Linked DNA regions of Mus musculus: all the other regions are linked to region 1. The links are chromatin loops, found by intact Hi-C in ENCODE. Cell type or tissue: left cerebral cortex. All regions are shown on one strand. Links, peaks and the distances in the headings refer to the core of each region. The heading gives the core; the rest is flanking DNA. Region 1 holds the start of Vps35 (VPS35 retromer complex component). Region 2 overlaps Dnaja2 (DnaJ heat shock protein family (Hsp40) member A2). Region 3 overlaps 4921524J17Rik (RIKEN cDNA 4921524J17 gene). Region 4 overlaps Gpt2 (glutamic pyruvate transaminase (alanine aminotransferase) 2).

Region 1 (5,000 bases), core at 1-5,000:
AAATCTCCTGCAATGGGATCCTATATGTACAAAAAAAAAGGAGAAACTGAATTGGGTACAAAGATTACTTGATTTCTGCTTCATGACTGTAGGTGCCATGTAGATTCTTCAAGTTGCTTTGATTTCTGTGTCAGGATAGATCGTACCCTTGAAGTTGATTAAAAACTCTCTCCTGTGATTGCTCTTCCGAAGGACCTGAGTTCAAATCCCAGCGATCACATGGTGACTCACAACCAAACATAATGAGATCTGACGCCCTCTTCTGGAGTGTCTGAGGACAGCTACAGTGTACTTACATATAACCGTAATAATAAAAAAGAAACGGAGCCGCCAACAAGAAGATTAAAACAAAGAAACCTCAGGGTCACATCAGATCACTCAAATGTCCTTTGGAGCCAACTTACTCTATCCAAGGGGCACTTCCTACAGGAAGCTGCAAGGTCCAGGCATATGACAGCATTGCTGGTTTCTGAGCTACGTGCAGACAGACTGACACACTTCACCTTAGACAGCCGCAGGAACTCCTCTGCTTTCCTGGTTATAAAGGCAGTATGGTCACTAAAACTGCTGCAGAACTTTGTCAACACTTAGGCAAAGAACTGAATTCAGCATGGTGGACTTGCACACCACCTAACTACTGTGCAAGTTCATTTGGGGCCTAGAAAGCACATCCTTTGGAGAGGTGGAAGTTCTTTACATAGAACCAAAATGACTCCAGACTTAGCTGTGTCCAAGCGTGTTCCTTGGACATTACCTTTCCTTCTTACATTATTTCAACAAGTATAAAGAATTGGTTCAGGCAGATTAGAGTAAATTAAATCCCTTTCTCTTCCTTAATGACTGATTGGGTCTCAGTTTCGGCGGCTTGTGAAAATAGTTCTGGGTCCCATTGTATTTCCGGTCAGTAGCCCTGGGAATAGACCTACGAACTTTCTACACACTTGCCTGCTGTAGCTTTATTTCCTAAGACAGATCCTACAATGACCCTCCTAATCTCAAGGGCTTCGGAAAATGGAAGCTATTTGGGCCACTCTTACCATATTTTCCCATGCGTGCCACTATTTAATAAATCAGCCCCAACGCCACTGGGCCCTTTCTGGAATTTTTTTTTTTCGATTTTTCGATACAGGGTTTCTCTGTATAGCTCTGGCTGTCCTGGAACTCACTTTGTAGACCAGGCTCGCCTCGAACTTAGAAATCCGCCTGCCTCTGCCTCCCAAGTGCTGGGATTAAAGGCGTGCGCCACCACGCCCGGCCTTTTCTGGAATTCTTACGCCCTGCTCATCACTTCAGCTCTTCACTCTGTACCATAATCTACCTTTCTCTTGCCATCTATAGTGATTTGCACAGGGTCTGCCCTGCAAGGCTGGCTTATCAAGATTATCGAGTCTGAAGGAATGACAAGAGGTCCTCCCCGGCTTTTCCGACCACAGTGTATCCAACAGAGCTAGAGTGCTTCAAGGACGACTATATACGTCCTCTCAAACCATCTTCTACAAGCCAACAACAGTTTTTCTTGATGTTGGGCCCGAGTCTCGCCCAGACCAGTGTGCGGTCATTCCCTCATCGCCAGTCCCTCATCCGACGCTGCCTTGGGAGGACCCAGGGCCGCAGTCTGGGACGTCTACCCGCACACACGGCCACACTCACCTCAGTACACTCGGCTCCGCAAGGCCGAGACGCGGGGCGAGGCGGCGTACCAGCTCCGACTCCATCGCTGGAAGAAATGCGCGCCAAGAGCAATGCGCGCGCAGATTGTCAGAGGGTTAAGACCCACCCCCGGCGCGTCCAGATTGGTTGCGACCAGAGGTTGAGACCGTTCCACACACCAATCCTGGTCATCCTTCTACGCATGTGCACACGATGAGGCGCGGGCCCAGGCGAAGTGGACGCGCAGAAGGTTCTCTCGCTGCCCTTCCTCGGCCGCGGATCTCCTTAACTAAGGCTTCCCTTCCTGCTGTCCCTAGTTCGCCGCAGCGTTGTACTATTCTCGCCCCGCCCCGTCCACTATACACCGCCGGCTGCCCATTCTCCCCAAACTACGCGAGATTTTAAGTGGGCCAATCGAAAAGCCGCTTCTATCCAAGGGCGGGGCTAGAGAGGGCGGGGCTCGCAAGGCTCGGTCACCTGACGGCGGGCGGCTCCGGCGGGGTAGGCGCTGCTGCTTGTGGTCCCCGGAGTCGCCATGGTGAGTGAGGGGAAGCGGTGGGCCTGGGTTGCCGAGTCGCAGTCCACGTTTTCCTTCGGCGGACAGGAGCCTTGCTGGCGGAGTAGGAGGCCCTGCATTTCGATCGAGGCCGGTCCGGTCCAGGCTGGGCCTGCGGGCTTGGCACGGGCTGAGGAAGGCCGCGTTAGGCTGCGGTGGGCTGCGGTGGGCGGTGGCGCAGAATTTGGTCGTTACCCCGAGACCAGGAGCCTCCCTTAGGGGTGTCGCGGGCTGCAGGTTCTGGGTGTCGGTGGAGGCCTGCGTCAGACTCTTGTACGGAACGGCCACCTTCCCTCTGAGAGTCGGACTCCCGGGTCTGTGCGGAGTTGGGACAGTGAGGAGCCCCCGAGCTTCTGAGCTGGCGCCGTAGCTGGGTCGCGCCCAGATGGTGCATTTCCAGCTTTGTACTCAGCTGTCCTCGGGGGTCCCATTGCCTTTTCTCTGCTGGAAATATCCTTGGGGGGGGGGCGCAGTGGTCTCCCGGCCTTCCGTGGCCGCAGAGCCCCCTTCATCTTGCAGCGCCTGTCAGCGAATTCTAGGGACCTGCTCACGTGAGTTTCCCGAAGGACTCCTGCTTTCTTTTCATTGAGCCCAACCATCAGATAGGAGACAGGTCTCCGTTTCGCATTTGCTCTCTGAGGATTCTAACTCACTTGCTGGAAGCAGTCATTCAAAGGTTTCTCCGCGACGATAGCATGTCGTGATGCTTTGTGGCACTAGCCTTATAAACAGGAACTTCCGCAAAATTCGGATCCTGTTTTCCACAGGGCAAGTTGTCACTTGCGTTATACGAGCATTTGCTGTAGTATGAACAGGTAGTGGTTTTGGATGTGCTATGCTTATGTCCTTTTTTTTTAATTTCAATATTCATTCTTTGTATTGATAATTCTATGTGCCACTGCACATACTTCACTTTAAGTGTGTTAATAGGAAAAACCAGCATTAAATCTTTTTGTTGATTTTTTTTTTCCTTTTTTTTGGAATGGACCTTTATGATGATCTTGCTAGACTCCGATCAGCTTGGTATTTATGTCATCTTTGGTTCTGGCTGGCTGAGTTCTGAGCGTTTGTTCCCGTAATTTGATAAATATTTGATGTATATTTAATATAATATATTGCCTTACAAGATGTTTTCCCCCCTCGGAACTTTGTACAATTGAGATTTGGCACATGACTGGTGTGAAGTTTAACTTTTTTGTTTTTCAACACTTACTGGTTGACATAGTGTTTTATAATACAAAGCATTTGAGGATACACTATAAATTATATTTATGTGCCTGGGGAACCAGATTGGACCAGTTTTCCCTGTGAATTTTATTGGAAAATGGAACCTGGGTATCAGTTCTGTCATAGGCAATTTTATGATTTGAGTAGGTAGTTAGCCTTTAAGTCTCACTTTTGCATCTGGAAGCAAGTGTTGATATCACTGGTACTGTACTCCTAAAAATCCTGAGTCCAGCACTAACCAAACATCTGGTGTACTTTCAATTTTATAGAATGTGCTAGGCACCAGATAGAAATAAATGGCAGAGATGTGCTTTTGAAACATTCTGCTATAGTTCTTTGGGCTCCTGGTGGGAAAGAGGTTGTGTTAGGAGCTTTGGAGGTAATGCAAACAGATTTTGAGGAGAATGGGCAGAAATTCTGCACAAAGAAAGAATTTTGCCATTTAATGTTCATGGTGTGCTCCGTCATCGGATTTCTGGGGTATTGCTAAGTTAGTGTGTGTATGGGATCCAGACGGTTAACTTTGTCTTTTCTGCAGTCTTGGGGATTGAACCCAAGGCCTTCAGCCTGCTAGACACAAACTCCCCAACCTAAATTATTTTAAATTTCCTGTTTTCTTGTTACCCTCAGTTCTCCTTGAAGTATTGATTTGTGCTTTCTCATCAGGTTTAAATACTATATTCATCAACATGATGATTCTGTTTATTTTACAATTTATGTTGTATTGTCATATTGCACATGCAACTTATAAGTGGGAAAACTAACCAACAAACAGGTCCCTATAACCAGTAGAGGTAAATACTCTCAAACTGGATATAATAATAGCTGACATTTATGAAGCGCTCGTTACTGAGTGCTGTGCATATTCATAACTTTGTGTGCTTTTTTATTTTTCTAGTCTGTACCAAAAATTTGTGATTGCTTATAGCCCATTTATAGGTTATTTCCACATAGTAGCCAGCGCTGGAAACAATCCATATGTCTATATTGAGTGAATCAATAAATGTATACACACACACACACACACACACACATACACACACAAGTATATACAGATACTGGGATATTACACAGTCTTTAAAAAGAGAGAAATTCTGATAAACGCTTTCATACAGATGAATCTTGGACATAATCCTAGATAAGCCAGATACAAAAGGGAAAATGCTGTGTAGTTCTATGTATATAAGGTACTTAGAGTAATAAAAGTTAGAGAAAAGGGTAGAACTGCTTAGCTGACGGACATTGGGAGTGTATGCTAATATTTCTCCTATATAAATTAACGTTTCTTAAGATACTTGTTTTTTAATTAATTTATAATTAAAATAAGCATTTTTCATTAAAAGATTTTAATTACATGTGTGTGTTCATTTGTATGAGCATGTGACTGCAGGTGCTTGTAGAGGCCAATGGTGTTGGCTTCCCTGGAGCTGAAGTTATGTTGGTTTCCAACCACCCAGTGTGTGGATAGTAAGAATTGAGCTCACTAAGAATTGAGTTCAGGTTATCCCTTCAGTCCTTTATGATTTTTGAAAAGAAATAGTTGTAGGAAACTCATCTTACTATTTTA
Region 2 (8,291 bases), core at 1,585-6,584, 250 kb before region 1:
GTATAACTGTCAGCATATAAGCGGTGTGGACTTTGATTTTGAATTAAGACTCCACAGCTCCTCTACAATCTGAAAATAGCCATTTCACTATATTTTACAATTATTTCACTAAAAATGTTTTTAATAACAAATGCAAGAGACTGAATTGAGGTGGGGAGAGCGAACCCTGCCTGGAGTTTTTAAGACAAGGTCTCATGAAGCTGGTTATGAATTCCTGGTATCCTGCCTCCACCTCAAACGTGCAGGGATCGCTGCTGTGTATGATCATGCCTGACTCTTAGTTGTTTGTTTAAAGTATTTCAATGACAGTTTTTGTTATTAGGGAGATGGGGGCTAGTGCTTGCTACCCTGCAGACATGAAGGTCAGAACAAATTGTAGAATTGGTTGAGTTGGTTCTTTTACCATGTGGGTTCCAGGGGATTGAACTCGGAGGCAGGTTTGGTGGTAATCCACAGCTATCTTACTGGTCTAGTTTTCTGTTTGTTTAGATGTATCTATTTGGTCTTATTTATATAAGTGTTTTGCTTGCATGTGTGTATGTCTGTACACTACACAAGTGCCTGGTTCTGGAGGTAAGAAGAGAGTGCCAGGTCCTCTGAAACTAGAGTTACAGATGGTTGTGAGCCACCCTGTGGATGAAATTGAAGCTGGGTCCACTGCAAGAATGAGTTCCCCAGCCCCACCATAGCTGATGGCTGGCTTTTTATACAAGTGCTGAGGATTGAACCCAGATACTGTAGTGCAGGCACATTACCAACTGATCTGTCTTCAGAGACACACACACCCCCCCCCTTTATTTTAAGCCGGAGCTTGTTATGTAGTCCAAGCAATGTTCTTCCACCTCTCCCTCCTGAATACTAGGATTACAGGTGTGCACCATCATACCTGCCTAGTAACTAACATTCTTTTGAGTGGCTTTATAATTCCATTTCATGATGATTAAGCATTTATCTCTCATGTGATGTGCAGGGAGGGGGCTAGAATGGATACTGTTGCTGTGCATTTCTTTGTATGCTGTTTTATCTCTGGCAGATTCCAAGCCAAGCATCCCTGGCTTTATTTCTTTTTGAAATAGTATCATACTGTAGCTAAGGCTAAGCTTGACTTCGTAACAACCCACCTGCATCAGGCTCTCAAGTGTTGAGATTATAGGTGTGAGGTACTATCCCCGACTTGACCTCCATGTTTTGAAGCTGATAAAACCTAATTGCTTCAGAGAAATTTTGCCAGTTTAAGCCTCTCTGGAGAGCATCAATCTAGTCAGATTATTATTTAGTTTTCCTTTCCCGGTCGTGTAAGGCTTAAGATGTAGATCAGTATATCATTATTTGGATGTGATGATGTATTGTTGGTAATTTTTCATTTATAAGTGGTTTTTAAATTTTTTATTTTTCATGACCGTGGAAATCAGCGAGGACAGTTTGGGGAGTTGGTTCTCTTTCACCGTGATCAAATTTAGTTCTGCAACAAGTGCCTTTATTATCTGCTGAGCCATCTTGCCTACCTATAAGTGTTACTTTATACTGTCTACAACATGGGAAAGTTTAAAGTAACACTTTGTCGAAAGGCTGAATACCACAAAATAGTGTAGGTGCCTTGGAGGATGACTTCAGACTATTTCTTTGTTTTTTAACCTGAATTCAAGGGTTTTAAATTAGTAAGGAAGGCTTAAAGGCTGCACGTGTATAGATCAGTGACAGAGCCCACTTAGCATGTGTGAAACCTGGAAAAAGGTGTGGGGGCTCGAACCTTTAATCATATCACTTGGGACAAAGGGACAGAGACAAGCAGATCTCTTGAATTTGAGGCCAGCCTGCTCCTTACATAAAGCCAGAGCTACTTAATTTATACTAAGTAAAAACAAAGCAACAACCAACCAACCAAACCAATCAAAAAACAAATGTGTATTATTAAATCTGTGATATAAATGGATAGTATTGTTGAATAATTCTTAGAATTTTATTCTTTTACAGTTTGATACGCACAGAAATATAAAATGTAGTTTGGCAACGATCTTCATATTACCTTTTTCTATGCTTCCCCTTCAAACTAACCCCTCTTTCTAACAAGTCCCTCCTATTTTTTGCCTTTCCTCCCTTGGCCCTTTATACTTAATTATAGTTTCCTGAATGAATAGGGATGGTAGAGTTATTTACCTGAGCAAGGGCAACTTACCATTGGCTACATCACTGAGAATGAATCCCTTCTCTCAGCAACCATTAACTACAGCTCCTTAGGGAGGGATGGGGCTACTTTGTTTTTTGAGATTAGTTTGGAAGTTGGTCTTGTAATTGAAGTATGCTATATATGAATAAAATTGAGTTGTGTTTTATTAGCTGTGTGTGTGTGTGTGTGTGTGTGTGCGCATGTATATATATATAGTTTGTATGTTTGTTTGAGACTGGGTCTTTCTATTTAACCTTGTCTGGCCTAGAACTTGCTACATAGGAAAGGCTGACTTTGGACTTTTGCCAGTCTCCCTGTTTCAGTATTAAGATTATAAGTGTGCACTGCCACATCTAGCAAATACACTTTCTAAATTGTTTTATTTTAAATAAACACTTACTACGTTTTTGAAAATGTGAATGGATGTTTTGCCTGCATGTATGTCTGGGCACCATGTACAGTGAGTGCCAATGGAGGCCAGAAGAAGGTATTGAATCCTCTGGAATTAAGTTACAGACAGTTGTTAGCTCCTATGTGGGTACTCAGAACTGAACCGAGGTCCTCTGCAAGAATAGCAAGTAACTGCTGAGCCATCTTTCTAGCCTCCATATATATTTTTAGTAAGACTTTTTTTCTTTACCACTTTTTTGAGGTAATGTGGATATATAAAATATTGTGCAATTTTGCATACAATTTTGGTACTTTTTAAAATTCAGCCTTTTGAGTTAGATACTTTGAAGATATGTTAAAAGTTGTTCAGGGCCACCATGTCAACATTCATCATGAACACTAAGGAGCCTCATACCTTCATGTAGAGGGCCTCTCCTCCTAGCTCACCCAGCAGCCGGCACAAGCCAGCAAACCTAGTATATCACAGTGCTTTTGGCTGATCCTATAGAAAACTGCTATATGTCTATTGGTTGATTGCCTGTGCATCAGCCCAGACCAGATCTGTACCAACCATTACAATATGAACTTGTCCAACCAGGTATGGAATGCTTCCATATTCACGAGAGTGCTGGCCCAATTTACTTGCATTGCCTGGTGAACTTACTATTTTTGCTGGGTGGTCGTGGCAGTGGATGTCTCAGATATCTTTCATCCTAGCACTCAGGAGGCAGAGGCAGGCAGATCTCTTGAGTTCGAGGCCAGCTTGGTCTTCAGAGTGAGTTCCAGGATAGTCAGGGCTATACAGAGAAACCCTGTCTCAAAAAAAGAATTTATTTTTGTAATTTTGAGTGTGCATGTGTTCAAGAGTCAGAGTCATTGGATCCTCTAGAGCTGTTGTCACAGGTAATTCCAATGTGGGGACTGGGAACCAAACTTGCCCTCTAAAGAGCAGTGTTAACACCATGTATATTGTTTATAGTCATAGTTATTCTTGAGTTCTTTGTTACAAAAAGAACTCTGTAAACTATTTTTATCTTTTAATATTGGCAACATTTGGTTGAACCTGGTTCTTTTTCTCTACAGAGTATCTTTAGAAGACCTGTACAATGGCAAGACAACCAAACTACAACTTAGCAAGAATGTGCTCTGTAGTGCATGCAGTGGGTAAGTGTGTTGTTGCTATACAGTGTCTCTGCTTTTTGAGGAACTTAATAAGCACCGGGCACTTGCTGATACCTCTAAAGGTCACGTTAATATTTACTACTAGGGAGTTAGAAAGCATGGTTTGTATTTTTTTAATGACTGTAATGGTTTGTAGGCAAAGGTGTGATTTATACTTTTGCTTTAGCCAAGGTGGGAAGTCTGGAGCTGTTCAGAAATGCAGCGCTTGTCGGGGTCGAGGTGTGCGCATTATGATCAGACAGCTGGCTCCAGGAATGGTGCAGCAGATGCAGTCCGTGTGCTCCGACTGTAATGGAGAAGGTAAGGCCCCGGATTGGAATGTGTTGGGAATATAGAAGTTGGAAATGTTTTATGTATGTGAGTACATGGCCTCTCTCCTCAGACACACCAGAAGAGGGCATCAGATCCCATTACAGATGGTTGTGAGCCACCATGTGGTTGCTGGGAATTGAACACAGGACCTCTGGAAGAGCAGTCTGTGCTCTTAACCATTGAGCCATCTCTTCAGCCCCCTACAATTTTTTAAAATTAAACTTATATTTATTTTATTTACAAAATGAAGATCTAATAGAAGATAGGAATTTATTATACCATTACTGTTTCGGTGTAGTGTGTCTAACCTAGGCTGACCTTGAACTGTGTTCAAGGATGATCTTGAATTCCTAATCTGCCTCCACCTCTGAAAGCTAAGATATTTTGCAAACTCAGCTAGAAATTAATCTTTATCACTAACTAGTAGGGTTCTGGGGGTATTCTAAAAAGTCCTAATCAGGTTCTGAAATTGGTTGTTGTTGGTTTTTTTTTTTTTTTTAAGATTTATTTATTTATTTGTAAGTACATTATAGCTGTCTTCAGACACACCAGAAGAGGGCATCAGATCTCATTTCAGAAGGTTGTGAGCCACCATGTGGTTGCTGGGATTTGAACTCAGGACCTTCGGCAGAGGAGTCAGTGCCCTTAACCACTGAGCCATCTCTTCAGCCCTGAATATTGTTAATAGCTTGGTTTTTAAATTAAGTTGGCTTTAATCAAGGGAAGGAAAGATGTGGCTAGTGTAACTAAGAAATCTAAGTTTTGAATTAGATGAATTTATGTGGAGAATTTTGCCTTACCAACACTGGATAGTAAACCCAAATCCTTGAGTGTGCTTGGCAAGTATTGAACTATCTATATCCACCAGTCCTTACTCTAATTTCCACTGCCTACACCTACCCTAGCCCTGGTGGGAGGGATTAAACCTAGGATCCTTACCACTGAGCCACGTCCCCCATTCTTTCCTTTGCTTGATGGTTAATTAGTATAATTGTAGAACTTCACTTTTCCACTTAGTTCTTGGAAATGATGAGGTCATTTTAATAAGGTATATATTGGGCTGAGGTGATAACATAGTTGCTACAGTGACTGCCTTCTAGCATGAGGGCCTAGCCATGGGTACAGTCCCATAAACCTATGTTAAAGCCAGTAGTGCACATTTAAGAATCACTGTACTAAAGAGGAAAGCTGATCCCAGGTCCTCACTGACCAGCCAGCCTAACCTACTAACCTCCAGTTCAGTGAAAGATTCTGTTGTAAAAAGCTGGGTGGAAGAAGACAGCTAAGGAGTGACACCTGAGGTGGTCTCCTCCCTAGCTTCATGTTATATTCCGATGAGGTGTCTGCATTCTTGGTTGTTAAAATTGCTACCTTTAGCTGAAAACTAGCAGCTGAATTGAACCAGGTGTAATCTGTTCAGGAAGCAGAGGCGGGAGGGTAGTGAATTTCAAGCATAACACTCTTAAAAAAATTCTAAGCAAGGTTTAGTCTTTGAAGTAAACTGCAGTACCAACTGTACAGTCTAGTAATTCACCATCAAGAATATTCAAGGACCAAGTATAGGTCATTTGCAAGTTCTTTTAGGTTCAGTAACCCTTACTGGAAAGAAAAATTAAAATTTTACTTGGACTGTCTCTGCTGATAGCGTACTTGAAGTAAGAGCTTAAAAGGTTTGCAAAAGCATTCATAGAAGCTCCAGCAGCTGACTGTCCAAGGAGCTAAGGAAATGTCAAGATAGGTTTTACTCTGTAATCTTGGGCTTTTTGAGTTAAGGGCACTGTCAAGACAGTTTCATGTTGGGTGCTCTTTTTTACAAGAAGCTTGAATGACGACTCTTTGCAGGGGAGGTCATCAATGAAAAAGACCGCTGTAAAAAATGTGAAGGGAAGAAGGTAATCAAAGAAGTCAAGATTCTGGAAGTCCATGTAGACAAAGGCATGAAACATGGACAGAGGATTACGTTCACTGGGGAAGCAGACCAGGCTCCAGGAGTGGAACCTGGAGATATTGTTCTTTTGCTACAGGAAAAAGAACATGAGGTAATTTCCTTTTGATTTATTCACTTTTTTTCCCCTTTCTATTTTACTCAGAATTGATCTTACTTGTGAGAAATAGATCTGTTGGATGCTTTGAAGTTAAAACTGAACACAAATGAAGTTAAGGGAGTCAAGTTAATTTTCAGCTCATAGTGAGCATGGCTAGCTTACAGAAACTGACTGGACAGATAAACCAAGTAAGGTGTGGCCAGAAGCACCATCAGTGCCCTTACTGTAGATTAGCACTGTGCCCTTTAGTGATCTTGTTGTCTCTGCACCTCATTTTCCTTTATGTAAAATAAGCCATTAGACTAGATGGTGTTAGGCAACATAATTTCACTTTAGATCTCCTTGGATGCACAGTGGGTAGGTTCAGTCTTCACTCTTCTCAGCACTACTATGTTAATTTTACTCTAATTACTAAGTAGCCAGCTAAGTTTTCTGAGGTCACGAGTTTATATTTTAAAGTAATCTGTTTTATTGGTGCGAAGGACTTACTCATGTTATAGTATGTATAAGAGGACAGTTTTGTGGCATCAGTCTTCCACAGTGGGTTCTGGGGTCAAACTCAGGTTGTCAGTCTTTTGTGTGGCAAGTGCTTTTATCCTCTGAGCTATCTTACTGACCCAAGTTCTAGAGATTTAAAACACTTTTAATTAGTTTCTAGTTGAATGTGTATTGGTTATATCTGTTCGAGGCAAAATGAACTTGTCTAGCGATGAGGTCTGGTGTGTGGAATTTTGATGAAAGCACTAAACATGTTTAATTATATTACTGCCTCACCCCCTTTCTTTTTCTGTGTTATACTCTAGACTGACCTTAAACTTGCCATCCTTTCTCCGCCCTATACCACCATGCTTAGCTCACCTATAGTTTTTAATACCTTAGTGGCACATCTATAATCCCAGCCCTTAGGAAGCCAAGACAAGAGAATAAGTTTGAAATCATCCAGGGTTATATAAGTAACTCTAGGTCTTAGATACCACATCAGAGGTGGCCTTGGCAGTGCAGCCCCTAACTGCTCTATAGCAGGTCATCAGTACCATCCACCACCAGCAGCTGCTTGGGCACAGGAGCAGAGACAGTGCCACGGGGCCCTGTACCTTGCTTAGGGTAGTGTAGGTCTTTCTAACCTTGATCCCTCGTTAGCTTTAATTCTGGTCTGCTGGCCAAACCAAGTCTGTTTCTTCTGCTCTGCCATGATCTTTAAAACCTTATCCTTAAAAGATGCTTTCCAGGGACTGGAGAGATGGCTCAGTGGTAAAAAAGTACTTGCTGCTCCTGTAGAGGACCCTGGTTCAATTCCCAGCAACCACAGTGGCTTACAACCTACTATGACTCCCATATCCATGAAGATCAGGTGCTCTCTTCTGGTGTGTGTGTGTGTGTGTGTGTGTGTGTGTGTGTGTGTGTGTGTGTGTGTGTGTGTTTATAGTTTACTATAAAGGAGACTTATTACAATGGCTTGTAGGCTGTGGTCCAGCTAGTCAGCAATGGCTGTCTACCAGTGGAAGGTCCAGTGATCCAGTAGTTGGTCAGTCCATGAGGCTGAATGTCTCAGCTGGTCTTCAAAATACATCAGAATCCTGAAGAAGTAGGCTCTAAAGCCAGTGAAGGAGTGAACTTGAGAGTGAGAGCAAGCAGGCAAGGAAAGAACAGCTTCTTCTTCCATGTCCTTTATATAGGCTTCTAGAAGAAGGTGTGATCCAGATTAAAGCTGTATCTTCCTACTTCAAAAGATCTGAATTAAAGGTATACTTGCCTGTCTCAAAGATCCAGAGAAGTGGGTCTTCCCATTTCAGATGATTTAATTAGTTTAAAAAAAAAAAATCCCGTACAGGTATGGACTGCAATTTGGGTTTTAGTTAATTCCAGATATAGTCAGGTTAATAACCAAGAATAGTCATCACAATTAACATAGAAGAGATAATTGCTAGGTAAAATTAATAATCTCAGATTTTTTGATGGGCAGAGAGAACACATAGATCTCTGTGGCTTGATCTTCATGGCCTGATAGGTAGTCCAACGTGGTTACAGGGATCCACTCCTTGTCTTAGGCTTTGCCTTCATGTGTTCCACAACCTTGGTGCTGCATACCAAGGTGGGGCTGAATCCTCTGGTAGCCACTGTGGCCTCCCAAGCCTTGTCCATTCACTATTTGGTGATTTCCCAAGGAAGAAGCTGCATTTTTTTAAAGGTAAAAT
Region 3 (8,291 bases), core at 1,714-6,713, 110 kb before region 1:
TCAGTTGAAATAAAGGCTGGAAAATGATGGGAGGGGGTGCTTTTGAATTGAGATTAAAGAAATGTCTGCTGGCAGCTGGGGAAGGAAAGGCTATTGCTGGGCATAGATGCATTTTACGTTCGCAGCGCTGGAATTTTATTCTTACTTGAAAAGGGAAGCATTTATTGTCAGTGAGTATTTTTCAGATATTTTCTGTGTAAGAATATTTTTTTGCTGACAGTAGTGCTATGTGCCACTGATCCCAGCACTGGGAGACCAAGGCAGACGACCGCTGTCTCCTAAGAAAGCCATTGTTCCCCCAGTTCTTGGTTCGGGAACATGAACCTTACGCATGCTAGGCAACTATTCCACAGAACTACATCCCTAGAAGCCAAATTATTAATTTTTTTCTTTTGATATGAATTTCGGGAAATGTTATGGTACAATCCTATTTTTTTTTCCACTTTTAAAAAAAATGGTACCTTGGTATTTAACTTTTCCCCTTTTCTTTCCACAGAAAAACAGGAAAAGGAAATCGACATCTATGCTAACCTCTCTGATGAGAAGGCTTTCGTGTTTTCAGTTGCCTTGGCAGAAATAAATAGAAAAATTATCAATCAAAGACTTATTCTCTGATATTTGTCTTCAAACTCTGTTGGTTGCCACTTTCTTCAGGATTGCATCAGCAGATCCTCAGGCAGTCGTGGACTCTGAGGAGCACCAGACTGTGTGAATGAGGGCCTTTGGTTGCTTTCTCTGTTTCCTAGTCTGCTGCCACGCTTTGGGAGCAAAGCTGTGCGTTAGACTTTGCTGGGATTTCCTTGTTTACCAAGGATCATTATCAGTGTTTTGTGTTGGGATATTACTAAATGTATTTACAAAGACAAACAAACAAAATGACCAGAAAAGCCCCGGAACCTGGATGGGTCTTTCCCGATTGGAGGGACAGGAGTACGGGTGGAACACACAGCTGGAGCAGCTGACGTGCTTGCTAGTTTTCAGGTTCGCACCAGAGATGCAGTGTCTTAAGTCCTGTCAGGAGAGTGACTTTTAAATGTATGTATTTCAGGCTTTCACCATTAACAGATTGCATATATACAATCCATTGACTTTTAATAAATTGGTAATTGATATTTTATTGAATGGAGAATTACGAATATAGATTATAAATTCTGTCTTTAATTGACCTTTTTCTTGGGCGCTATTTTAATGATTTAAGTAGGAGTTATATTTTCAGAAACTTTCTAGACAGTTTGGAAATTTGGGTGCTATATGAAGAAAAGCATTTGAGGCTGTATCATATTTCAGATATAAACACCTTGTTTTCTTGAATGTTTTATTTATTGGTTTTTAAAAAAAACTTTTCTGTTATCAAGATGGTGCCTGTTAACCTAAACACAGATATATTTATTATATAAATTGCAAAATATTTCTTAGCTACTTGTGAACAGTGATTTTTTTTTGTCTGAATGTTCATTTATACATAATTCTGGTAATTATTTAAATTGTTACTTCATCCTGGAAAAAAATAAACCTTAATATTGAAAGCGAGTAGATTAAGTAGTGTGGTGTAGCTTTTTGTCCTAGTGAAGTTTGTAAAGTGTTTCAGCCAGTTTTTGCAGTATTAAATCATCATTCCTTATACTCGCCCTTTGGCATACCAGTGTGGTGATTAACCCTCTTCACATGTGTTAGCAACTCTCCTTTAATCCCAGAACAGCCAGGGCTGCACAAAGAAACCCTGACTCCTAAAACAAAAACAAAGCAAAAAGTACATATGTATGAGTTACATGGTAGTTACTTTACTGCTGCTGCAGTAATATATCACAGACCAAGGCGACCTTTGTAGAAGGAAAGTTTATTTGGGGCTTATAGTTCCAGAGGGTGAGACCATCCATGCTGATGGAGTGGGACAGTACGGAGCATGCTGGAGCGGCAACTGACAGCCTACATCTCAACCCACACACAGAGCCCAAGGTTCCCTGTGACACACTTCCTCCAGCAAGGCTGCACCTCCTAGTTGTCCCTAAACAGTCACCCACTGGGGGCCAAGTACTGAACTGCCCAAGACTTATGGAGGGGACCTCTTACTTGAATGACCACAGTTTCAGTTTCATCTGTCATTTCCTGGTGGGTCTACATTTTTTCCTCCCTTTATTCGGTGTCCAGCAGAGGGAGCTTTAGAGACACTGTAGACAAGGTGTAGGGTTTTAAGAATTCCCTTCACCCCCCCCCCCCCCCGTTCTTTTTGTTCCCCTTCTTTCCCTTGTTCCTCACCAGTGTCTCACGAGTGATGAGTTCTCGTTGTGTAACATCTCCCAATGTATATCGCATATATCTCAGGCTGGTCTGAAAGTCATAGGATTTTTTTTTTTTTTTTTTTTTTTTTGCCTACATAACTTTCCTCATCTACTTAGGATAGCAGGTATATGCATTTGAAACTCCTAATAAAACTTTTGTTGTTGTTTGTTTGTTTGTTTTTTTTAATCTCTGAAACATAAAAGCCTTTAGATTTCTTAGCCAAAAAATGTTTAAAATGGCTACTATATGAGAACCTGTTTCTGTGTCAGTAAATCACAGCCCTAGAATAATACTCATCTCTATAAAGAATTACTGACATCAGAATTTATCCACTTAAAACAACTTTTTTAGCTGGGCGCGGTGGCACGCACGCCTTTAGTCCCAGCACTCAGGAGTCAGAGGCAGAGTTCAAGGCCAGCCTGGTCTACAAAGTGAGTTCCAGGATAGCCAGGGCTATACAGAGAAACACTGTCTCGACCTCCCCCCCCCCAAAAAAAAAAAACAAAAACAAAACAACCCAACATTTTTAGAGAAAAGTCAAGTTAAAATTTCATTGACTGTCATTAAACGGTGACAGTTGAGCTTGCCATGGGGAAATTTTACTTCAGATACTATTAAAGTGTGAAGTTATTTCAACTTTTCTTTTTATTGAGCGATGCAGGGGGGGCAGTTAGCCAATTAAATTCTGCTTCCCCTGTTTGCAATTTCTCTAAACACTGTTCTCCTGTTGATTTAATTCCAGTTGTCATTAAAAAGTTAAGTAATTTAATTTGCCTAGGTGTTGAATCTCAGAACACTGTCTCTGGTGTTGAAATGTCACTTGTTAGCAAATGTTCTTGGGTCAGATTGTACCTTAATTACTTAATCCCAAACTTTTTCTGTGTTATTATCCATATATGATTATTAAAATCTGTTTTGTTTCTTTGTGTAGCCTTGGCTCTCCTGGGACTAGCTCTGTAGACCAGGCCTGCCTCTGTCTCCTGAATGCTAGATTAAAGGTGTGTGCCACCACCACCTGGCTATTCAAGATCTCTTAAAGATAATTTAAAAATTAGGTGTGTTAAAAATATTCAAATGTAAGCAATATTAAAGTAAATTGGGAAGCAGGCCAAACAACAGGTTTGTATGTTTGACCTCTGTGCTCATTGATTTTTGTTAACCAGACATGGTCCTAGCTATAGTGGGAAGAGAGACTCTTAACTGAGACAATGCCTCCATAAGATTGGTAAGCCAAAGAAACCCTTTCTTCCCACGTTGCTTTTGATCATCATGATGCCTTATCCGGGCGAACTAGGACAAGCTCCTACTCCATTCAGCCTCGCAGTGTTCTAAGATGTTTTGGGGAGCAGTTTAATGCTTGAGGCTTGATTTTGTTCTTTATTGGTTTTAAATATGAACCATTTTTTCACTGTAAGGATGCCTTGAGCTGTGTTATATATAAGTTATCACACAATCTTCTATTTTTCCTTTTTTAGATTTGTGTGTGTATGTGGTGTGTGTGTGTGTATGTGGTGTGTGTGTGTGTGTGTGTGTCTGGAGTTAGAGGTGGTTGGTTGTGAGCTGCCCAATATGGATGATAGGAACCAAATTCTGTTGTTAAACAGCAAGTGTCTCACTAGCCCTCCGAGTAGAACACTTAAAATGTCTTCTCAGAGGGGTAGTAGACACAGCTCCATCCCTAAATTAAGAAGCTACTTGCAATTAATGCCTTTTGGGAAAGGAAATATCAGTTTTCTCCAGTAGAGTATTGCAGGGCTGTGGGTGTAGGGGAAAAGGAGAGTAGGAGAGAGTGCCCACATCCTGCCAGAGTTCCTGTGCTCTGGGCAGGCGGACACGGGAGGACTGCAGAACGCTTTTCACACAGCCCCGGGTGGGCATCTGGCTGTGTTAGGCCACTGACCCCACAGGGCGGGTGGTGGACAAGGGGCAGCCCCAGGTACCAGGTTCTCAGTCTTCAGCATCCCACGCTGGATACGGCGGAGGAGCTGAGAACAGATGGGGGCCTCAGGGTGGCACTCAGCCTGGAGGGGAAAGGAAGAGAGGTGTGGGTGGGAGTCCCACGCAGGCGAGAGTCCTTAGTCTGGTCAGTGGCTGCAACATAGGAAGGCCTCCTGGCAGCAGGTTAGACATGGCTCTTTAAGAGAAAGCCTAGCCCATTAAGAGCCTATCCTATTGTTCAAGCACAGGGGGCCTTCATGATCAGAGACAGTCTATGGTTTTAGAGCTTTATTGCAGAAAGGCAGGGAGAAAGAGTGAAGGTAGAAAGAGAGAGGGAGAGGCCAGTTGTGGCCACAAGGAGAGAAGGGTGGGGGAGAGAGAGGAGAGAGAGAGAGAGAGAGAGAGAGAGAGAGAAGGCTAGAGAGTAAGAGAGGTGAAAGCTTAGAGAGAGATGGGAAGGGGGAGAGAGGAGAGTTAGAGAGTAAGAAAGCTTAAAGTGGGCTGCTATCTTGTTGCTAGGTAACCGTGGGGAGGAGTCTAGCCAGAATGCCATTGTCTATGTGACAACCACATGCCTCTCCTGTGGGGGCTGTGTAGGTGGTAACTTTGACAGGAGCCAGGGCTCCTTGATATATGATCAAACACCTTTTGTCCCATGTAGGTGGAAATTTCTACCCATTGGGTACCACGGGGTTCAAGATCTCAGCTCGACTGGAAACCAGGCTGTCTGTGCATAGCCCATTGCCCCACAGAGTATCACTGTATTACCAATCACATTCCAGGGTGGAGCACATGTCCAAGAGTAGTTGGCCAACACAAGATGGGCTCCAAGGTTTTTGTGTGTGCTTTTTCTCTTATTTTTTTCTTAGTGAATTTTTTTAGCTTGTTTTGATTTTTCTTTTCTTTTTATATTGTTTTCCTTTTTTGTTTTGTTTTCCTGAGAGAAACAGAGAATGAACTTGAAGTTCTGTAAGTAGCAAAGTAGGGAGAGGACCTGGGAGAAATTGGGGGAAAGAATAAAGACAAAATATATTGTATGGGAAAATATTTTAAATAAAGACAGGACAGCCAGGACTATACAGATAAACCCTGTCTCAAAAACAAACAAACAAACAAACAAACAAAAAACAAAAACAAAAGTTTGTTTTCGCACTTCTCTCACTTTTTAACCAGGTTATTTGTCTTTTTGCTGAGTTGTCAGAAGTCCTCGTGTAGTGTGAATCTTAAGTCCTTTACATGTTTGCATGTGAATATTTTTCCTGTTTGTGTGTTTGTTGCCTTTAGTTTGTTTTCTCCTTTGCATGTACAGGAGACTTTCGCTCTAGCTCTAGCCTGGGGCTTGTCCACGGTTTTCCAGTAGCTTCCTTCTTGTGGTTCTTACATCCCAGGGTCCATTTTACGTTGGTTCTTATGTGTGATGTGGCTCCAGCTTAATTCTTTTGATGTGGATATCCAGTTTCTCTGCTTCATATATATTGAGTCCCAGGCCCCCCAGAGCTACGTAGCAAGACCCTGTGTCAAGCACCAACATCAACAACAACAACATTGTTTCTTAAGATACAAATACTTTATTGCTGGAAAATGCTAATGATCATTTGAGACTTGGACAAGTCATCTCGTCACTGGTAGAAAGTCCTGCATTGGTATTGGTGGCTGCTGCCTGGTCATGCTCATGGTTACTTAAGTTGGGGCGGTGCTGTGTGGATTTTTACTTTAGCATTGTACTCACAGTAGAATTTCTTCAAAATTGAGAGCGTTGCTCTCAGGTGCTGCTACCTTGTCAATGGTCACATTTGACTTAAAGCTACTTATATCTAGTTGTGTATGGAGTGCGTGAGTGTAGGTGCCCTAGGAGGCTAGATGAGGACAAGACCCTCTTGATCATTAAGTGCTCTTAAATGCTCTGAGCCACCTCTCCAGCTCCCCACCCATTTTATGTGTCTTAAATGTTTTACCTGCATGGATGTATATGCGCCATGTGAGTGTGTGGTGCTCTCAGAGGCCAGAGAGGGCATTGAGATGCTGTAGGTCTGGAGCTACAGATGGATGTGAGCCACCATGTGCTTGCCTCGAACTCAGAAATCCGCCTGCCTCTGCCTCCCGAGTGCTGGGATTAAAGGCGTGCGCCACCATGCCCGGCTGTTTTTAGGTTTAAGAAGATGTTTTTAGGTTGGTAATGCAAGTTATGATAGAAATTGATTTAGGTATAGAATTCTGAACTTACGAAGATAGGATAGATAGTACAATAGTTTCTCCAAGGTTGCTAAATACATATAGTCTGGAATTGTGAATGTAATTGTTGGGGGGGTCTATGAGTCACCCACAAACCATACCAACACTTATTTCAGTCAGACAGGGATAGTTTGTTGGATACAACCATAATCCTGATTGATCAGGACTGTAGGCTCAGCTCTGGCATCGAAGATATTTCCCTGTTAGCTTATAAAGATAAAACCCCCACAAGAGCCTCTGTGAACTCATTCCTAGGTTCAGAAAGGGTTGCCCGGTGGTCAGCTCTGATGCAAGATATTTTAGACATAACAGTTCATATCGACTTTTAATTTGATGAGTCCTATGTAAACCTTTGTGGAATTTCTTAAGATTAATAAATCTCAGAATCTACAGAACATAACAGGATATGTGATCAGTATGGCCTTGCTCTGAGTCATTATGTTTCTGTGTCAATGACTGGCGGACATATTACAGCAACAATATGAAATAGCTGGCAGGCATGGAACAAAATGGCTACATCTATGTTGAGGGGGGACAGACTGCAACATAATCTTACCTGATAGTTTTCATAATTGTTATTATTGTTTATAGTTTATCATTTAAAGAGAAAGAGGCTTTTTTGGACTAAAAGAGGGAACTGTAGAGAGAATCTCGTGTACTGTATGGAAACATCACCTGTCAATAAAAAGCTGATTGGCCAATGAGTTGAGGCAGGAAATAGGAGGTAGGAGTTCCAGTAGGGAGAGGGAAGTTCTGGGATAGAGTTAGGTGAGGAAAGAGATTCACCCCAAACTCCGAGAAGGCAGACACATAAATCTGAGAAGAGGTAACCAGCCATGTGGCACTTATAGGCTAGAATAAACGGGTTAATTAAACTATGAGCTAGTCAGGGAACACGCCCAAGCTTACGACCTAGCATTTATTCATATATAATTAAGTCTCAGAGTTGTTATTTCAGGAACTGGGGCATGGGTGGAAAAGCCTGCAGTTATACAGGTGTCCATGGAGGTGAGAGGTTAGAGCCCCTGCAGCTGGCCTTATAGGTGTTCATGGACTACCTGATGTCAGTGCTGGGAGCTGAACTGCCCTCCTCTGGAAGAGGAGCAAACATTCCTCATTGCTAAAGCAGCTCTCCAGCCCCTTATCAAAGTCCTATCTATGCTGCAGTAGTTCACTCACATCTTATTTTCTGCTTCAAGTCAACTATGAAAGATGGAATCAACTTTTTTCCAAATGCTTACCGAAATCTAACTACCTCCCATGAATCTTAATGACATCTAGAGCAGGCTTAGATCCAAGAGTGGAATCCACAACTATAGAACCTTGCAAAGTTTCTTGTGACTTGAACGTCACAATTGCTCCTGACCCGTGGTCTGCAGAATGGATGTGCAAGAGCAAGTAAACACTAGTCCTGAACATTTTTATTAGTGCTCCTAGGGAACCAGAGGCTGAGCCATCAGATGAGCACTGACTCTGGGCATTAGATCTCATCAGTGGGCTAACAGATTCACAATATCACGCTATAAAACAAACGTCATCTGGGTCTTGTTTCATTTTCTTAATACACAGTAGATTCATTATGCATGTCTTAAAAAGAATTTTTCAGAGTGATGATTGTTGCCTTAAGTGTAGTTCCCAGTTGTATTGGTCCCTGAGTTAAGGTTTCATTGCTGTGAAGAGACACCATGACCAAGGCAACTCTTATAAGGACAACATTTAATTGGGACTGGCTTACAGGTTCAGAGGTTCAGTCCATGATCATCAAGGTGGGAAGCATGGCAGCATCCAGGCAGACATGGTGCAGGAGGAACTGAGAGTTCTACATCTTGTTCCAAGGGCAA
Region 4 (8,291 bases), core at 1,319-6,318, 230 kb before region 1:
ACTGTCATGAAGTGGGGCTGTTGCCATGATAAACCCAACCATATAGTTCTTACCTGTTTGGAACTGGTTTGTTGGAGGAACATGGAAGAGTTTTGAAACTTTGGGCTAGAAAAGCCTTTGAGTACTACAGGCATAGTTTAGTGGGTCATGCCCGTGGGAACCTGGAGAATAATTCTGAGAGCAATGGGGACAGCAGAGGCCTGGTTCACAAGGTTCCCAGTGAAGAGCCAGTGGGACCATTCATGGGATATTCTGGGAAATAGTCCGCCTGTGTCATAAGAGCCTGAATCTGGTTGAATTTAAAGGCTTGTTGTCTCACTCCAGGCCTCTGCTGACAAAGCATGCCATGGTGGGGAGCACAAGTCACTGAAGAGAGGAGGACTGGCGAGCAGGCAGGAGTTCAAAGCCAACCAGGACTACACAGTGAGACCATCTCAACATTACCCCCTCCCCTCCCATCTAGAATAATATCTGTAGTTTCTGATCTGTATTTAACACACTCAACTGTACAATAAAATATAATTTACTCCCTAGAGAGTTGGTGTGTGTTCCTATGTGGGCTCCTGTGAGGGAAGCTACAAAACATTTCTCTGTCCACTTAGCTACCAACTAGCTGTGACTCCCACAAGCAGCTCACTACACAACTCCAGCACCAGGGGATGCAATGCCTCTGGCCTCTGTGAGCTCCTGTACTCGTGTGCACACACATACACTTCTTTTTGTTTGTTTTGGTTTTTGTTTGTTTGTTTTTGTTTTTTCGAGACAGGGTTTCTCTGTGTAGCTCTGGCTGTCTTGGAACTCACTCTGTAAACCAGGCTGGCCTCAAACTCAGAAATCCACCTGCCTCTGCCTCCCGAGTACTGGGATTAAAGGCCTGAGCCACCATGCCCAGCTACACATACACTTCTTGAACACACATCCTCCACACCCACACTAAAGTGGCCTCTGTTAGTGTAGCACCATCCCTTTTTCATGGGTTGTTTCTTCTGACTCAATGTTACTCAGCAAGGCTGGCGATCCTAACAGCCATTCCCACCTCCTCTGTACACGGCTCCCCTTCCTGTGCAAAGCACCCTCTTCTCACAAGCCAAAATATCTGACTCAGGAAAGGACACGTGGGACCATGAGATTTTCTATGTGCAATGGGGCAAGGCAACCTCTGCCAGAGTAAACATTAGAAACAGAGCCAGTTTCCCTACAGCTTACACAGGATAGTCAGTTTCTTTGCTTAAACTGTGTTGAGTGGGTTCCTAATGATTCCTAGTTAGAGTCCTAGTTATTTTTCTTTGCATACTTTCTAAATTTTAATAAAGATATAGAAAGCATATTTTAAAAACAATTTTAAATTTGAAAGCCATATTCCAAGACAAATGTGAACTGGGAAACCTGGGTAAGATCAATACAATGTCGTATAGCACAACCCAACCCATCGCTTCTCCAGCTCCTGTCCCCACCTCTCCGGCCTTAATCTCTTCTTACTTTACTGCCAGCAGAAAGCAAAAGTCCACATTAGTTTTAACAACTTGTTAGAGCCAGGAATGGTGGCACAATCCCAGTGTAGACTGTAAAGGCAAGAGCCTCAGGAGTTCAAGGTCAGCCTTAGACTACACAGTAGTTTAAAGTCAGCCTGGGGTACAGATGTACTAGCATACTAGGCAGCCAGAGAGCAAGGCTCTCAAAACAAAAACAGAAACAAAAGACCTCCAAAGTTTCTCCAACTAAGCAACTCCCTGTCTTTAGGGTCAAACCCTAAGAAGCAGAAGCTGGGACCCCAGTAGAGGAGTTAAAGGACTGGGGGAGCTGAAGGGGTTTGCAACCCCATAGGAAGAACAACAATACCAACCAACCAACATCCCCGCCCCCTCCCCAGAGCTCCTAGAGACTAAACCACCAACCAAAGAGGACAGATGGAGTGACCCATGGCTCCAGCCACATATGTAGCAGAGGATGGCCTTTTTGGGCATCGATGGGAGGAAAGACCCTTGGTCCTGTGAAAGCTTGATGCCCCAGTGTAGGGGAATGCTAGCTCAGGGAGGCGGGAGTGGGTGGGTGGGGGAGCACCCTCATAGAAGCAGGCAGAGTGGGGATAGGGAGTTTCCGGGCTGGGAAAGGGGATAACATTTAAAATGTAAATAAAGAAAATATCCAAAAAAAAAAAAAAAGAAGCAGAAGCTGTTGGTTAACCAAGTTTGTGATACTTAGGTAAATGTACTGTTCAGGAACACATATATTTATACTTGTGCATATTTAAAATATATAAGATACTAAAAATATATGCACATATACACAGATCCACTCAACAGTGACATCCACCCAACCATTTATTGCTTCTGTTGTTTTCAGTTTTGTTGTGATTAGGTCTTTTTTGTTTTTGTTTTTGTTTTTCAAGACAAGGTTTCTCTGTGTAGCCCTGGCTGTCCTGGAACTCACTCTGTAGACCAGACTGTCCTTGAACTCAGAAATCCACCTACCTCTGCCTCCCAAGTGCTAGGATTAAAGGCGTGAGCCACCACTGCCCAGCGTGACTAGGTCTTATTAGGTAAATCAGACAGGACGCAAACTCGCAGACACCAGTCTGCCTCTGCCTCCCCAGTCCTAGGATTAAAGTGTATGCCATCATACTCAGCCCCACGCAACTTTTAGTTTTTATTGACCAAGCTGCTCAGTCACCACTCTGGAAGTATTTTATTGTTCAGAGCTTCCCAGCATGGCTGTTACAAAGAACCATGCTAAGGAGGCGGAAGAACTGATGATGCTAAGTAGGAAAGAGCATGCAGGCCTGCGCCTGCTCACATCCAAATGGAAACAATGTCTCTGAGGTGTGGCTGACCAGGTCCAGCCTGGCCAGGTTTCCACAGCCCCACCCACATGCTGCGACTCGAGTGATGCTGAAACCCAAAAGGCATGGCAACAGAACCTGTAGAAAATCCAAACTATCATAACCAGCCATCCTACTTGAAGTTAATCTCTTAGAACAGCTAAACTTTTATTTAAAAAGCAAATCAAGCATATTTGTCATCTTAAAAAAAAAACATGTAAACATTGCAAAATTTGGAGGGTTATTTATAATCTGAAGACACTTATAAAAATTTTTGGACTTGTTAGGACTATAAATACTAACCCTCTACTCCCCTCCCCCCATGAAAAAAGCCAATTGTTACAAAAATATAAAAAAATATTCTAGCTTCTAGTTAACCTTTCATGGAAGAATCTCAGAACTCTGGAGCATATCTGGATTATATGCCTAGCGAGCACACATGGTACCTTTTCAGCTTTTAAAGGAAAAGCTGTAGACCATCACATCCTGTTATGGATGCGGCTACTTCCTTCACAGTAATGCAATGCTTGTGAGTGTTAACAACTTGAAGTTCTGTTTTAAAGTCGCACCCCCTGCAGTGTGGGACTATAGGGCAGGAGGCTGGTTTCAGCCTTACTCCACAGCCTTCACATCTTTCTCTCTCTGGCTCCGAAAACTCCCTTGACTCGCTGCGTGGGTACCCAGGCTCCTGCGCGGGAGCTCCGGACAGCTTTCCCACTCTCACTGAAGAACGAGACAGTTAAGAGACAAGCCTGGCCTGGCGCTCCCTATAGCACCTGTTTCCTTGGTGCGCACATGGCCCACCCAGGTGTGCTAATTCAAGGAATATATTTGCTTGGTGGCTGCTACTTTGTGACACACAGGGAAGCCTGATGAGATAGGATGCTGTCCGCAGATGAGGGAGGGAGGCAGGAAACTGATGTGAAGAGAGCACTGAATCAGATTGCATGCGCTCCTTCTTGGCAGCCAGTGTAACCAGGCACCGTGATCAGTTAGTTACAAATGAGCCAAATTCAGTTTGAAACCATGAAAAACAACTTTCAGGGCCTTGGGAAAGGATTGCCTCCATTTTCAGCCCTTGCTTATCTCTGCTGCGACCAGCAGAGGGCGATGGTATGCATCAAGGCTCAGGCAAACCTGGAGAAAACTGTTCTAGATAGCTAGTGCAATTTGAGCTGGTATCTGATGTGACCCCTGTCCTACTACTGACTTCGATATTCTTGCCTGTGATGCGCTGCCTATCTTCAGACCAGAATGGTCAGCTTTCTCTGAGTTCTCACTAGACTTGCAGGCTTACTGTCCAAAAGGCTACATTTTCACACTGGTCAGGGTTTGATTTCATGGATCTCACTATTGATTTCTGGATTCCCAGCCCTTATCATGTCAAGTCACATATTTCCCAACACCTGCTTGTTTCTCCAGATCTGACATAATCTCATTTCCATGTACTCTGGCTGCTTAAGACCCAAAGGAACTCTCCAAACAGAATAGCGATTCAGAGAATCCAAGTACATCTGCCGAGCAGGTTGACTCTACTTTGGTTGCATTTAAAAAAAGAACAAAACAAAACAAAACAAAAACAAAAACAAAAACAGGGCCTGTGAGACATTGCAAAACCACTGTTTGCTCGAAGAACTCTCAAACATCAAGGCACAAAGAAAGAAGTCTCCTTGGGGAAATGAAGATGAACAGCGTTGGTGGCCTGTCTGAGGTCTGAGGCAGAGTCCTTGAGGAAGGCCTGGGTGGTCTTGGGAGGGTCTGGCTCCGGTGCCTGAGGCGTCCTCATGAGTACTGCTCCAGGAACTTCAGGTGAAAGTCTTTCACCTTGTGGAGCACGGTCTTCAGTTTATCCACCGGAGGGAGAATGGTCATTCTGTCAGGAAGGCGAACAATATCAGCCTGGCTGTTCACAGGATGAACCCAACACCACCCAACATAGAATGCCAGTGTTTATACACAGGCATTTCTACTACAGTCAGACCCGGAAAGCAATAAACCAGATTCTGAGTCACCAAAATGTATTCTTCATTACCGCAGAAGGCGGCACCATGGTTGTTGCTGTTGTTGTTTGTATATTTATTTATTTATTTTGATTTTTCAAGACAGGGTTTCCCTGTGTAGTCTTGGCTGTCCTGGAACTCACTCTGTAGACCAGGCTGGGCTCGAACTCAGAAATCCACCTGCCTCTGCCTCCCAAGTGCTGGGGTTAAAGGCATGCGTCACCACGCCCGGCTGTATATTTATTTTAAGACGGGGTTTCTCTACGTAGCCCCAGCTGTCCTAGAACTTGCTATGTAAACCAGATTGGCTTTGAAATTACAGAGATCTGCCTTCCTCGGCCCCTTTTTTCCTCCTCTTTCCTTCCTCTTTTATAAAACAGGTTTTCATATGACACTAGCTGATCTGGAACTCACCCTGATGCTCAGGCTGGCCTTGAGGTGACAGTAATCCTTCTGCCTCAGCTTCTTAAAGTGATTGCATTACAGGCATGCCCCACCACATATGGCTCCAGGAACACATTCTGACTAGTACAGAGACCTTTCTAGAACATGACTTTTTTTTTCTTCCTGTTTTGTGGTGTTAGGGATTGAATTTAGGGCTTCATACATGCTAGACAAGTGGTCAAACTATATTCTAATCCTAGAACACAACTCTTAGCCTTTCTTTCAGAAATTGAATCCCGCCCCCATGTGTGTGTGTGTGTGTGTGTGTGTGTGTGTGTGTGTGTGTATGTGTGTGTGTGCTGAGACATATGGGTGTGTCCCAGTATTCAGTTGCTGACAGTAAGCCAATCTCAAATCACAGGTTTCACTTCAAAGACATTTTCAGTTCCCACAAAAGTAACCTCTCTCTCCAGTCCTGACAACACTGTTCCCACCTCAATCACACTCTTGGTGACGTGATGGGCACGGACACTGGGACCTCACACTTGCGTACGATCTACCACTGGGCTACCCTGCCACCCCAGCTCTCTGTTTCAGATGGACCGTGGATCGCAGCAGAGAACCTGACCAAGGATAAAAGGGCCAGGTAGGCAGTTAGTCCATCTGAGGACACAGCCCATATCTTTGACTGTTCAAAGACTTGGCTCTAGACGTCAGCAACTCATGACAATTCTTTTTTTAGCATCTGCTACAAGAGACACTGCTGCAGGAGCTGTGAAGAAATAACTGTGTTATGATCAGAGTTGGCCTCTGTGAGGAACATTTGCCTAACAACTCTGGGAATCCATGTATCCATCTGTACAGAGCTGGACAAGGCATGGCTGTAAACAGCCTCTCGGTTTGTGGACCGAATTCTGTCTCAGTGTAGTACCTTAAGAGGCTTTGGGGCCCAGGATAGTGTCATGGCCTATAGTGCAGCCAAGGAGCTACACCTGTTCTGTGCCAGGCTGTCCTGGTTGGGATTTCTGTCAAATTGACACAAACTAGATTTATCTGGGAAGAATTTCTCCCAAGAAACTAACTCCGTCCATTTGATTAGCCTATAAAATATAAAAGTTTGTGGAGGCTTTTTCTTGATTAATGATTGATGTGGAAGGACCCAGGCCACCATGGGTGGTGCCTCCCCTGGACAGATGTCCTGGATTACATACGAAAGCAGGCTGAGCAAGCCATGGAAAGCAAGCCAGTAAGCAACGTTCCCCTGTGCTCTGTCTCAGGTCCTGCCTTCAGGTTCCTGCCCTGGCTTTTCCCTGAGCATAGACCTTAACCCACAAGTCAAATAAACACTTTCCTTCCTTCTACGTTGCTTTTGAAAAGCTCTCTATGATGGCAACAGAAATCTAACTAAGGCACTGGCTTTGCCCTGGGCATTCAGAAGCATAGAGGGTGGCAGGGGCAGGAAGCAGCCGAGAGGCGGGACAGTCCAGGAAGACTTAGAGGGGCTGTAAAGCACCCCCATTTCCTTATGTAGTGACAGAGGGTCTGAGCCTGCCATGATGAGAGTCACTCAAGGAGAAGAGAGGCTCAGACCCTGCAGTCTCTAAAGCAAGAACTCAAGGGACCAACACCAACCACCCCCAAAAGAAAGTGTCACACCTGAAGTGGTAAGTGCCTTCTCGCTGCCCAAAGCCACTGCCAGGCACGACACAGATGCCAGTCTCCTCCAGGAGCTTCATGCAGTAGAACATGTCTGGAGCCATTTTATGGGACTGTGGGAAGAGGACAGAACTTGAGAGTCATGCCTGGCTGTACACGAGACCTGCACACATTAAAAACCCAAACCCAAACAGAGCTGGTTTTGGTTTACACCTATAATCATAGCCCTTGAGAAGCTTAAACAAAAAACATGCCTTGAATTCAGGGCCAGCCTGAGCTACACAGTGGGGTCTCACCTGGGCTATAAATATAAGTCTTCACTTGGCGTGAAGGGCTCAAAGCCAGATAGAACCAAAATGCAGTGTCAGTGCCTCTTTTCTGTGGCAGACCCCTCCTTCTCCCTTTCCTGATGGCAAAGTAAAGCAGGATTCCAGGTCACAGCCAGGAAGCTGGTTCTGGGACTCAGACATCTGAAGCTACTGTTGGCCAGGCAGGGGCTGTGACACCCCTGATCTGCATTCAAGGGTTCCAGTATTCCCATCCCCATCCCAGCAACTGTTCAACAGGCACTGGCTGCAGATGGCTATCTATGTGCCAAGTCACACAAATGATCTGAAAACGGCGCCCTGGGATCTAAATCCAGCAGGGCCTTGCAGGAGATACACCCGGGAGCAACCGCTGACAGTGCTGAGGAAGGCTACGAAAGCCGATAGGATTAGAAAAGCCTCGGGCTTTAGGGAGCACACTTCTGAACACGTGCCTGAAGGCATTTGCAGAGGAAATGTGGAGGATGTGCCCGTCGGTTGGGGTAGGAGAAAGAAAACCTGCAATGGCTTCCCCTTCCTCTGCTTCTGCATCCTCACCCAGAGATGAGCAAGGAGCCGTGTGCTTCTGCCTCATCATCACATGACTCATGCCTTCCCACCAGAGGGCCATAACCATAACGTAGGGAGCCAAAGACATCTCTTTTCTCTGACTTTCTACCTTGTCAGGTGTTTGGTCACAGCAATGAAACCAACATCAAACAGTGTGGGTTATACAACAATTTCTCGGGAAGTCTCGGGCTCTGGCAGGCGGGGTCTGATCTCGGGTGGGCCTGGATACCCAGTGTCTAACAAGGTGCTCAGGCACTCCAGGGATGCACACATTACTTTCCCTTGAGCTTCAGAGCATGGTCTGCAATAGCATACGAGGACTTGGAAGAGCAGGCTCTCAGCTCCATTGAAGACTCATTAAGCCAAACCCAAGGCTTCTATCGTGAACACTCAGGAGTCACTGTGGCAGGAGGCAATGGCTGGGGGAGGTGAGGACTCTCATTGCTTCTCCAACACCAGTATCACACTCTTCTTGGGTCCTGCCCTTCAGAGTCAGTATGCCTTGCTGTTTTAGTGGTTTTTAGATGTATTTATTTCATGTGTATGAGTGTCTCGTCT

Evidence for each region. Hi-C counts contacts between places; a loop is a spot of excess contacts. Peaks named below come from ENCODE experiments on the same cell type or tissue, not always from the same donor. Only the 100,000 strongest peaks of a DNase experiment are listed, where the experiment ranks them.
Region 2: it touches region 1 in a loop (3-fold over the local background); 11 of 42 quality-filtered maps call a loop at or near these places.
Region 3: a loop joins it to region 1, with 2.8 times the contacts of the local background. A loop is called at or near these places in 32 of 42 quality-filtered maps.
Region 4: it touches region 1 in a loop (2.6-fold over the local background); 4 of 42 quality-filtered maps call a loop at or near these places.

The regions. Positions count from the first base shown.
Region 1 is chr8:85,296,643-85,301,642 of GRCm38, reverse strand. Vps35 (VPS35 retromer complex component) reads left to right here and starts at 2,126. Exons shown (of 17, transcript NM_022997.5): 1 at 2,126-2,188. The coding sequence starts at 2,186. Orc6 (origin recognition complex, subunit 6) reads right to left here and starts at 2,011. Exons shown (of 7, transcript NM_019716.2): 1 at 1,651-2,011; 2 at 405-534. The coding sequence starts at 1,715. In left cerebral cortex, for the core only: no CTCF peak of the experiment used is centred there; DNase peaks (open chromatin) are centred at 1,795, 2,073 and 2,849; H3K4me3 peaks cover 2,827 bases; H3K27ac peaks cover 1,539 bases.
Region 2 is chr8:85,544,312-85,552,602 of GRCm38, reverse strand. It overlaps Dnaja2 (DnaJ heat shock protein family (Hsp40) member A2), which reads left to right. Exons shown (of 9, transcript NM_019794.5): 4 at 3,641-3,721; 5 at 3,906-4,039; 6 at 5,894-6,090. Among named protein-coding and RNA genes, the nearest start is that of Dnaja2, 6.9 kb to the left of the region's middle. In left cerebral cortex, for the core only: a CTCF peak has its summit at 4,618 (motif pointing right); no DNase peak of the experiment used is centred there.
Region 3 is chr8:85,402,096-85,410,386 of GRCm38, reverse strand. It overlaps 4921524J17Rik (RIKEN cDNA 4921524J17 gene), which reads left to right. Exons shown (of 4, transcript NM_025722.3): 4 at 497-1,628. The coding sequence ends at 615. Among named protein-coding and RNA genes, the nearest start is that of 4921524J17Rik, 27 kb to the left of the region's middle. In left cerebral cortex, for the core only: a CTCF peak has its summit at 2,126 (motif pointing right); DNase peaks (open chromatin) are centred at 2,131, 4,230 and 4,773.
Region 4 is chr8:85,521,936-85,530,226 of GRCm38, reverse strand. Gpt2 (glutamic pyruvate transaminase (alanine aminotransferase) 2) reads right to left here. Exons shown (of 12, transcript NM_173866.4): 11 at 6,859-6,971; 12 at 1,325-4,691. The coding sequence ends at 4,601. Among named protein-coding and RNA genes, the nearest start is that of Dnaja2, 29 kb to the left of the region's middle. In left cerebral cortex, for the core only: a CTCF peak has its summit at 3,912 (motif pointing right); DNase peaks (open chromatin) are centred at 3,907 and 5,914; H3K27ac peaks cover 372 bases.